Regions from separate parts of the Homo sapiens genome. Here all the other regions are linked to region 3. A link is a contact called in ENCODE Hi-C or POLR2A ChIA-PET data. All regions are on one chromosome and are shown on one strand. Each heading gives the region's core, a stretch centred on a gene start or an enhancer-like site at or near the end of the contact. The rest is flanking DNA. Distances are from core to core; before and after follow the strand shown. Region 1 overlaps CRYZL2P-SEC16B (CRYZL2P-SEC16B readthrough). Region 2 has its middle 18 kb from the start of CRYZL2P-SEC16B. Region 3 overlaps RASAL2 (RAS protein activator like 2).

Region 1 (2,700 bases), core at 39-2,538, 210 kb before region 3:
CAACCAGTAATATGATTTCACAAATATTTTAGAAACAGAACATTTTAAAGCAAGAATGTTAGAGGTCGTTTCATTCAAACCTTCATATACATCTGTTCTCCACCCTGTAAGCTTACGGATGTGACTTCTAGATTAGTGCTAATTGGGTTCAGTTTTGAAGACCTCCCAGGAAAAATATTCCTGAATCTCTCTAGGTAGCCTCTCCCTCATATCAGTGGCAACCCTTCCTTTGAGCTACCACTCCAATTTATTCTTCAGAAATTCTATCTTAAAATCCTTCTCATATTAGATACTGCCCAATGTTACAAGGTGATGAGCATGTAATGGCCACTGCTCAACTAAACCCACCTCTCTGAAGCAATTCTGAGTCTCACCTCTCTGAAAAGATCAAGAAGTAGTACGTATGCTCCAGGTAAAGAGTCAAACTTCAGCACCTTTTCTCCTGAAATGTCCCATCTGACACACTCAACAAGGCCTCACAGAAACAAATACCATAGGCCTCTAATAAACTCAGAGTGAAATGGGTTTAAATAAACCAACTATCTACACTTTAATACTTTTATGAGATCTCCAGGGCGGTCACATTTGAGAGAGGTATTTCTCCAATTCACAATGGCCAAGTTCACAGCCTATCATCTCCTCTCAGACAGAAGGATGTCCTCACAGTCAAAAAACCCCAATCTCAAGTGGCTACCTCCCTTTGGCCTTTCCTCAGCCAAAAGGAAGGGAAGGGAAGGGAAGAGGTGGGGCATGGCCTTGTCGGACACTTCTGATATCAAGAGAAGGGTACTTTCTAGCCTTCTGTCATCTACACAGTCCTTACCCAGGCTGGGTACGGGCCCAATGCTCAAGAGCAAAAATCGCAGTGCCATAAGTTATAGGGAGGACAGCAGCTTCTTATAGGGAGACCTTTTCTGGAATCTGCCACAGGTCCTAAAAAAGAGATAACAGTGACTTACAGATTGAGTGTATGTACCTAAGTCGTAAAGGCTGCTCAGTAAATATTAGGATTTGATTCAGTGACTGATTTGTAAAGGGAATCACTTGCCCATAACCAAGCCCAGTGGAAGTCAAAACTAAGCAAGCTGTAGCAGATTTCAGAACTTGAATGCATCAGACTTCAAAACCCCAAGGCTAGCATCTGGCTCAGAAAGGAGCCAACAGGTAGAGAATGGAACACAGATCACTGTACTGTGATGGGTGAATGGTCTGGTATGTCAGTTTTACCTCAGTAAAGCTGGTGGGGACAATTGTGTACTGTCCACCACCAGGGGGCACCATTCACACCCTGCACAACCATGCTAGACTACCCTGGCTGGCTCCATTCCCAGGGCTATCTCTTTCATAAGCTTTGTGTCTGGGAGAAGCCCATTACATCCAGCTCAATGCCCAAAACCAGCTTTTCTACTAAAACTACCTAGTCCAAATGAACAGCCAGCTCAAGGACTCAGAAAACAAAATGTTGTTCTTCATTAAAACACTCAATGCAAACAAAGCTCTGTGCAAAGTGTTGTCACATTAATGAAGAGAAGGAGTTTAACATTTGAAAAAATGAAGTGCTTAGCTGAGAAACAAGACATGACCAAATAAATACAAAGAAAAAGAGGGAGAGGGGAAGACAGGAATGAGGGATAGGTGGAAATTAAAGAAAAACAAAGGAGAAAAAACATCTTCAACCATTAATCTTGAGTGGTACAGATACCTTCTGGTCAGTGACGCATTCTTCAGCCATACAATTAAAGTTTCTTGTGCCAATAACTCTATCTCCCTAAAGGAAACATACCATTAAGGATATGTGCAAATGTATGACCTTGCATTCCTTTTCCTGAATTAATCAAAAAAGAAAAAAAAATGCACATCTCTGACTCCATAAGACACAGGTTGGTCTTAATTATTCAGAGTTACTGTTTAGTAAATAAAATAATAACTCTCTCAATACCACCACCAGGCTGTGAAGCCAATTTGAGTGAGCACATTTGAGACGAAGAGAGAGAGTAAGGGAAAGGTTGATTTGAATTAGAAGCCCACTCTTAATTTCACAAGAGAATCAAATTCTCTGTCCTCTTGGTTAAAGACTGAGGTGCCGCCTTTTATTCATAATGAAAAGTTTAATGAAGCCAGGAACTTCCAATTACTTCCTTTCCCCAGAAAGAATTTTGTTTCTTACCTTTCTAGTTAGGTTTCCCTTTGGTGTCTGCAGGCAAAAGCCAGTAGAAGCAAGACCCTTTGGCTACAAATGAAGTTAGCATATTTTTCATAGCTACATATACATTGATTCCCTAGACTTCAATTAATTTACCTCTTTAACTGTCCTGACATCTGTGCCTGTCTCCAATACTGTCCCAGAAAAGTCCATTCCTAAAAACATATTGTTTAAAGATTAGGTTATCTGTAAAACACAACACCATGGAGATGAGAAAACACTGATCGACAGGCTATTCCAACAGCTTTCGGAGCTGAGGATTTAGGTGCCCCTCCTCCTCTCCATATGCAGGTAGAGAGGTAAGGTGTTATACTCAAAGCACAGGAAAGTAAACATAAGATTTCACCATCACAACCTGGGAAGCTATAGCAGTCTCAATCTTACCATGACACAAATGAAAATTTCAAGAATGTGCAAAAGCACAGAGAATCACAGGTACACAGGTACTTTTGACCCTAATCACTGGGACCTCCTATAGCACCCCAGTGACAATGTTC
Region 2 (2,700 bases), core at 155-2,654, 180 kb before region 3:
CAAGAAGTCAGTGATCCATCCCTAGGAGCAGAAGAATGGGCGTGGGTGTTCTCAGATTATGTATCTGGAGAGTTTTTTTCTGATGAGCATCACCTAGTCAGTACTTCACAAAGTGTGATCTGAGGACTGTGTGCATCAGATCCCTGAAGATGCTGATTGAAGGGCTTGATCTCCCTGCTGGCTTGGCATTCTGGGAAGGAGCACTGACATCTACAGTTTTGTCAGGCTCCCCGGATGATCCTGCTTCCTGCCGAGGTTGGAGGGCCTCTGGCCCTGACTTCTGACCTGGTGGCGCCTTGGCTCACTAGAGGGCACCATGGAACAATGTTTTTTCTGGCTGCGGGCTTCCTGTTCCTGCCAACCCACCAGGGATGCGGTGCCCACATAGTTCTGGGCTACAGCTTCCAAGCCCATCCTGGAACCACAGTTTCCTTTAAGAAACTTAGTGCAGTTGCCACATCACCAAACAGATCTAGTATTCATTTCCACAATGGCACTATAATAAATTCAATTTCTAAAGAAAAATTAGAGTTTAAGTTATCTCGTGTGTATTCATTAAACACAAATTGTGTACTGCAAAAGCATTAGGTATCAACAGGATTAATAAAAGAAAACATCCTTCCTACTATCAAGAAAAACCTGGAAAAGATAAGACAAAATTGTAAAATCATTTAAAAGCAATTATAATTAATAGTAATTTTCAAATGAACAGTAAAAAAAATTTTTTTTAAATTACAAAATCTGACGCAGACGTTTGCCAGTAAATGTACACACAGGGAGTGGCCCCTAAGCTGACTCGGATGACTGCAAACCAGGATTCCTGAGAAGGCATCGTGGAAAAGGTGGGATGAGAGAGGGCCTTGGAATAAAGTGAAAGGGAGAAGAGGAGGTCAGGGCAGCCTAATTACAACACATGTCTAATTCAGGGCCCTTCCTGTGTCTTAGCAGTGACTTAACTAAAATAAACATGTCGAATGTAAATCTGGGAAGTACCACTGGGCTTTCAATTGTCATATTGCACAGTAGCCATTTATTCAACAAATACTTGCAGAGCACTACTGTGTGCCAGCTACTGGGAGTACAACACTGGACAAGGCAAACGCTTAGTGCTGCCCTCATGTGTTTACAGTTCAGTTGGAGAGACAGGCCAGCAAGCACAATGATTCCAGAGCAGTGTGTTACGTGGTAGGTAAAGCAGGAGGTTTGTGGGTGTTCACAGGAGAGAAGCCTAATCCAGAGCCAGGGTGGTAACAGAAGGCTTCCCTGGGGTAGAAATGTCCAATGAAAGGAAGGATGAGTTAGGAGCAGAGGGAGAAAGAGCATGTTTGAAGGCTGGGGGAGAGAAGAAACAGTATATTTGAGGAACTGAAAGAAAGGCAGTAGGGCTGGCCCCGTGGTAGTGGGGGTGTGCTGAACAGCATGGAGAGCTCGCGGTAGACTGGGGCCAGCTCATGAAGAGTCTTGTAAATCATAACTGGGCTACCTAGACATCATCCTCCGGTCACTGGGGAACCACTGAAGGGTTAAGAGCAGGGGAATGGTGGTTCCCTAATAAGATCTGCATTTTAGGAGGACCTGTCTATGCCAGGGTCAGTGCTACCTTGGAGTAGTAATAAACAAGCAAAGCCATAGGAATCAGTCTCTCTTTAACTGGACCTTTCCGGTTTCCTTCCTCCATCTCCATTTACCAGCTTCCCTTGAAATCCTTTCAAACTGAGGTCTGTTTTTAAGGTCTGCTTCCCATGCTGGATGGCAGAGGAAACAGGAATAGCTTAAAAATGTGACTATCACAAGCTGGACTGCCCTTCTCTGTGTCCCTTACAGTCCTTGAAAAGGGCCATCTCTAGTAAAGTGCAGAAGGAGGAAGAGCCACACTGGATTGAGAGGAAGAGTGGTGGTCCAAACCCCAGTTCCCAGGTTGGACACCCTTAGCACTTACCATCATTTAAAGGCAGTGCCTATTGAATGTTCCCAACACAAAGAAGTGATAAATATTTGAGATGATGGAGATGCTAATTATCCTGATCTGATCACTATACATTATATGTATTGCAGCATTCCTATGTATCCTATAAACATACACAATTATTATGTGTCCATTTAAAAAATTAATTAAATAAAGGCAATGCAGAGGGGGAAACTACAGACAAATGTATGGATCAGTGTACAAAATTAATGTGGAACGTACGAAGAGGGGCTTTATCTTCCTAGGTAACTGCTGTTTTATTACTGCTATGACTGACTTACAGCTTTCACTTTGCTCACACATCAAAATGTAAAACTCTTAATCAGGCCTCTCGTCCTTATCTACATGTTAGCTGAGAAGCAGGTGATGGCAGTAAACTTTAATGACCAGAGGAAGTGTAATACTAATGCAGCCGTTTAAACCTCCCAATTTAATTAAAGTCTAGTTCCGCGCTTGCTGCTTGCCTGGAGAATAGTCAAAGGAGCACTTTTTTTTTTAAACCACTAACTCCACCCTCAGGCCAATCCCAAAGCAGCCTGCACTATATCCTCATTTCCTAAAATGGAAGCCGAATGTATGGAGAACAGGCCTTGGAGGGACACAGGTTCCTCAATTCCGGCCTCTGTGACAGGGAGGTCTCCCGCCCAGTTTCCTTTCCTTCAGAGTGAGGAAGAGTCTGTGTGCAGGGGCTGGAGCCTCTGGACACAAAAATAGAATATTCGAGCGTTTGGATT
Region 3 (2,700 bases), core at 176-2,675:
GGCTAGGGATATAGTGGGAGAGTAATGAGAATGTTGAGACTAGCATCCCAGCCTCAACACATCTGGACATCTTATTCCAGTCTAACCAGTGTCTGTTAACAGAGCCAGTGGTTTACGAGTATAGACTTGGAGTTTACCAATGTGGTGGTAACTTTAATATTCTTACTTTTACATATACTTGCATACACACCTTATTTATTTTTGTTTAACAGCTTTTTTGAGATATAACTTACATAACGTATTTCATCTACTTAATACACACAATTCAATTACTTTTTTATTGTGATAGCATGCACATACCAAAAAATTTACCACTTTAACCATTTTTAGGTGTACAGTTCAGTGGCATAAGTAGCTTCACATTGTTGTTCAACCATCACCATCATCCATCTCCAGACTATTTTATCTTCACATACTGAAACTCTGTACCCATTAAACACTAACTCCCCATTCTTGCCTCACCCTAGGCCCTGGTAACCACCATTCTACTTTCTGTCTCTATGAATTCGATTCCCAAGTACCTCATATAAGTGGAATCATAATATTCTTTTGTACAGTTTATTTTTAGTATTTTTACAAAGCTGTACAAGCACACCACAATTTTAGAACATTTTCATTACACCAAATACCTATTAGCAGGCAATTCCTGTTTACCCTTAAAGGTCCCATCCATCAGACCTAGGCAATCAGTAATATACTGTCTCTATAGATTTGCTTATAGATGCTATATAAATGGAATTTTACAATATGTGACATTTTGTGTCTAGCTTCTTTTACTTAGCATAATGGTTTCATGGCTCCTCCATGTTATAGCAGCAGTACTTTCTTTTTATCACTGACTTTCTATTGTATGGATATACTATATTTCATTTATACATTCATCATTTGGTGGACATTTGGGTTGTTTCCACATTTGTGCTATTATTAATTATGCTACTATGAACATTCATGAACAAATTTTTACGTGAACATATGTTTTCATTTCGCCTGGGCATTTACCCTTGTATTTTGCAAACAGTGTATTCTGCCTCCAGAATAATGATTTGGTGTTTTGTGACCTTAAGTCACATTAAATTTTCCATTTGTTATCTGAACATGTAATGGTGCTGCTACTTTATTATTGTTTTATATCCGTGTATTCATTCAGTAAAATATTTCTGTGTGTATGTGTGTATATACACACACACACACACACTTTGATCACCTCAAGTACCTATTAGCAATCACTATATATATATGTAAATAAAATTTTAGTCTTAGTCAAATACCTTCTGTAGTTAGTAATTTCCCACACCTCTGCTCAAAATATAAATATAGTTCAATGTGATCTAGAGTTTTCAACTGGTAGCTTGATTACAATGAACAGTATGATTTGTCTGCATTTCCAGGATGATTGTCATCCTGGAATGATTTATCTGCCTCAGGCAAGTTTTTATTTGGTTTCTCACACTCAAGGCCAGTTTGTCTTTGTGAGGAAGCAAAGAGAAGAGTAAGATGAGTAATGACTCTGGATCTATGATTATGAAACCGTATCCTTATGAGTACACAGGTTCTTAGTGACTGAGCTTGAGTCAGTTAACCACAGGTATTTTTCCTGTCATTCTCATGTGGAATTTTCATTGAAATGTCTTAAAAAAATTTTGCCTCTAATTTCTGGATTTAAGGATGATTACTTATTCACCTTTACAAAGTAGAAACCCTATTCTATCTATGTTTTTAGATTTTGTCACCAAAATGTCAAAATAGTTTGAATCTTAAGGGATATTGATTCATATAATTTAGCATAGTATATAACCATAACCTTGGTCAAACTAAAGAGTATTTTGAAAGCTATGTGTGTGGTTTGTTGTTCTGAAGTAAAGTGGTATCTGGTGGTTAGAACATAAGAGTTACTGTCAGCATTTGTGGGTTTTCTTCCCAGATCCAAGCTTTTTTAAAAGGAAAGTCAGAGTCCATGCCTGTTGTATGTTTAGTGCAATGGTTTACATACTGTAGATATATTGTAAATACTAGTGAAGATGTTATACAACTGGCAGAATAATATGCAATAAATCACTCACAATATGTGTAAAATAATGATAGTTGTCACTGGTACTTAGTGATTCTATTATTTAATAAATCTTTCTTTGAGAAAGGCATGATTACTGTTTCCAAGTAGTAGTGTGGTATTTTAAGCAACTTATAATAAACATTTTTAGTTCAAAGTGGTTAGACATTACTCTCTATCCAAGGGACTTTTGAGGACACTACCTCATGGACACCATCCATATATCACAGTAGTACATGCCAGAATCTAAGAGTAAGGAATACGTTTAAGATTGTGTGATGATTCTAATATGTGGACACGTTAGGCACTGATACTCTAGTATTTAAGTTTTATTTACCTCTATCCTCTTGATGGCATCCTAAACCATGGTTCTTAAAGCTTGAGCTGGATGGAGGTGTTCTGCCCCTGAAATAAGGTAATAAAGGTATTTTCCTAGCTTATTAAAAACAGATGAATGGTATTTTTATTTAAAATTTTTATTTTATAAATTTTTTAACATTGTGGTGCCTTGCTATCCCTTAGCCTATAATAAAACATAAAATATTTGCCTTTACACAGATTTTTATACTTGATTATTTTGTCTTTAATATAAACTTTTGTAATTACTTTTTGCCCTGTGATGTAACATTAGGGCATTGCTTTTCAAGCACAGT

Evidence for each region. Hi-C counts contacts between places; a loop is a spot of excess contacts on that map. ChIA-PET counts read pairs that join two places held with the same protein, here RNA polymerase II (POLR2A). Pooled maps may share reads with other maps.
Region 1: a loop to region 3 is called in a map of MCF 10A, with 9 times the contacts of the local background. The contact joins two enhancer-like sites. A Hi-C loop is called at or near these places in 1 of 168 maps with a recorded cell type or tissue (MCF 10A) and 4 of 50 pooled maps. POLR2A ChIA-PET finds 5 or more read pairs at or near these places in 1 of 52 experiments (MCF 10A).
Region 2: a map of PC-9 shows a loop between it and region 3 (9-fold over the local background). The contact joins two enhancer-like sites. A Hi-C loop is called at or near these places in 1 of 168 maps with a recorded cell type or tissue (PC-9) and 4 of 50 pooled maps. POLR2A ChIA-PET finds 5 or more read pairs at or near these places in 4 of 52 experiments (H1, MCF 10A, PC-9 and 1 more).

Annotation. Positions count from the first base shown.
Region 1 is chr1:178,030,728-178,033,427 of GRCh38, forward strand. CRYZL2P-SEC16B (CRYZL2P-SEC16B readthrough) reads right to left here. Exons shown (of 32, transcript NM_001356506.2): 4 at 2,300-2,358; 5 at 1,703-1,768; 6 at 824-933. It also overlaps the pseudogene CRYZL2P. Among named protein-coding and RNA genes, the nearest start is that of CRYZL2P-SEC16B, 5.9 kb to the right of the region's middle. Within about 2 kb of position 1,289, at least 6 of the 41 ENCODE cell types and tissues checked have a DNase peak (open chromatin) inside an H3K27ac peak, as active enhancers do.
Region 2 is chr1:178,054,994-178,057,693 of GRCh38, forward strand. No RefSeq gene overlaps it. Among named protein-coding and RNA genes, the nearest start is that of CRYZL2P-SEC16B, 18 kb to the left of the region's middle. Within about 2 kb of position 1,405, at least 17 of the 41 ENCODE cell types and tissues checked have a DNase peak (open chromatin) inside an H3K27ac peak, as active enhancers do.
Region 3 is chr1:178,237,431-178,240,130 of GRCh38, forward strand. The region is part of intron 1 of RASAL2 (RAS protein activator like 2); the gene reads left to right. Among named protein-coding and RNA genes, the nearest start is that of RASAL2, 140 kb to the left of the region's middle. Within about 2 kb of position 1,426, at least 7 of the 41 ENCODE cell types and tissues checked have a DNase peak (open chromatin) inside an H3K27ac peak, as active enhancers do.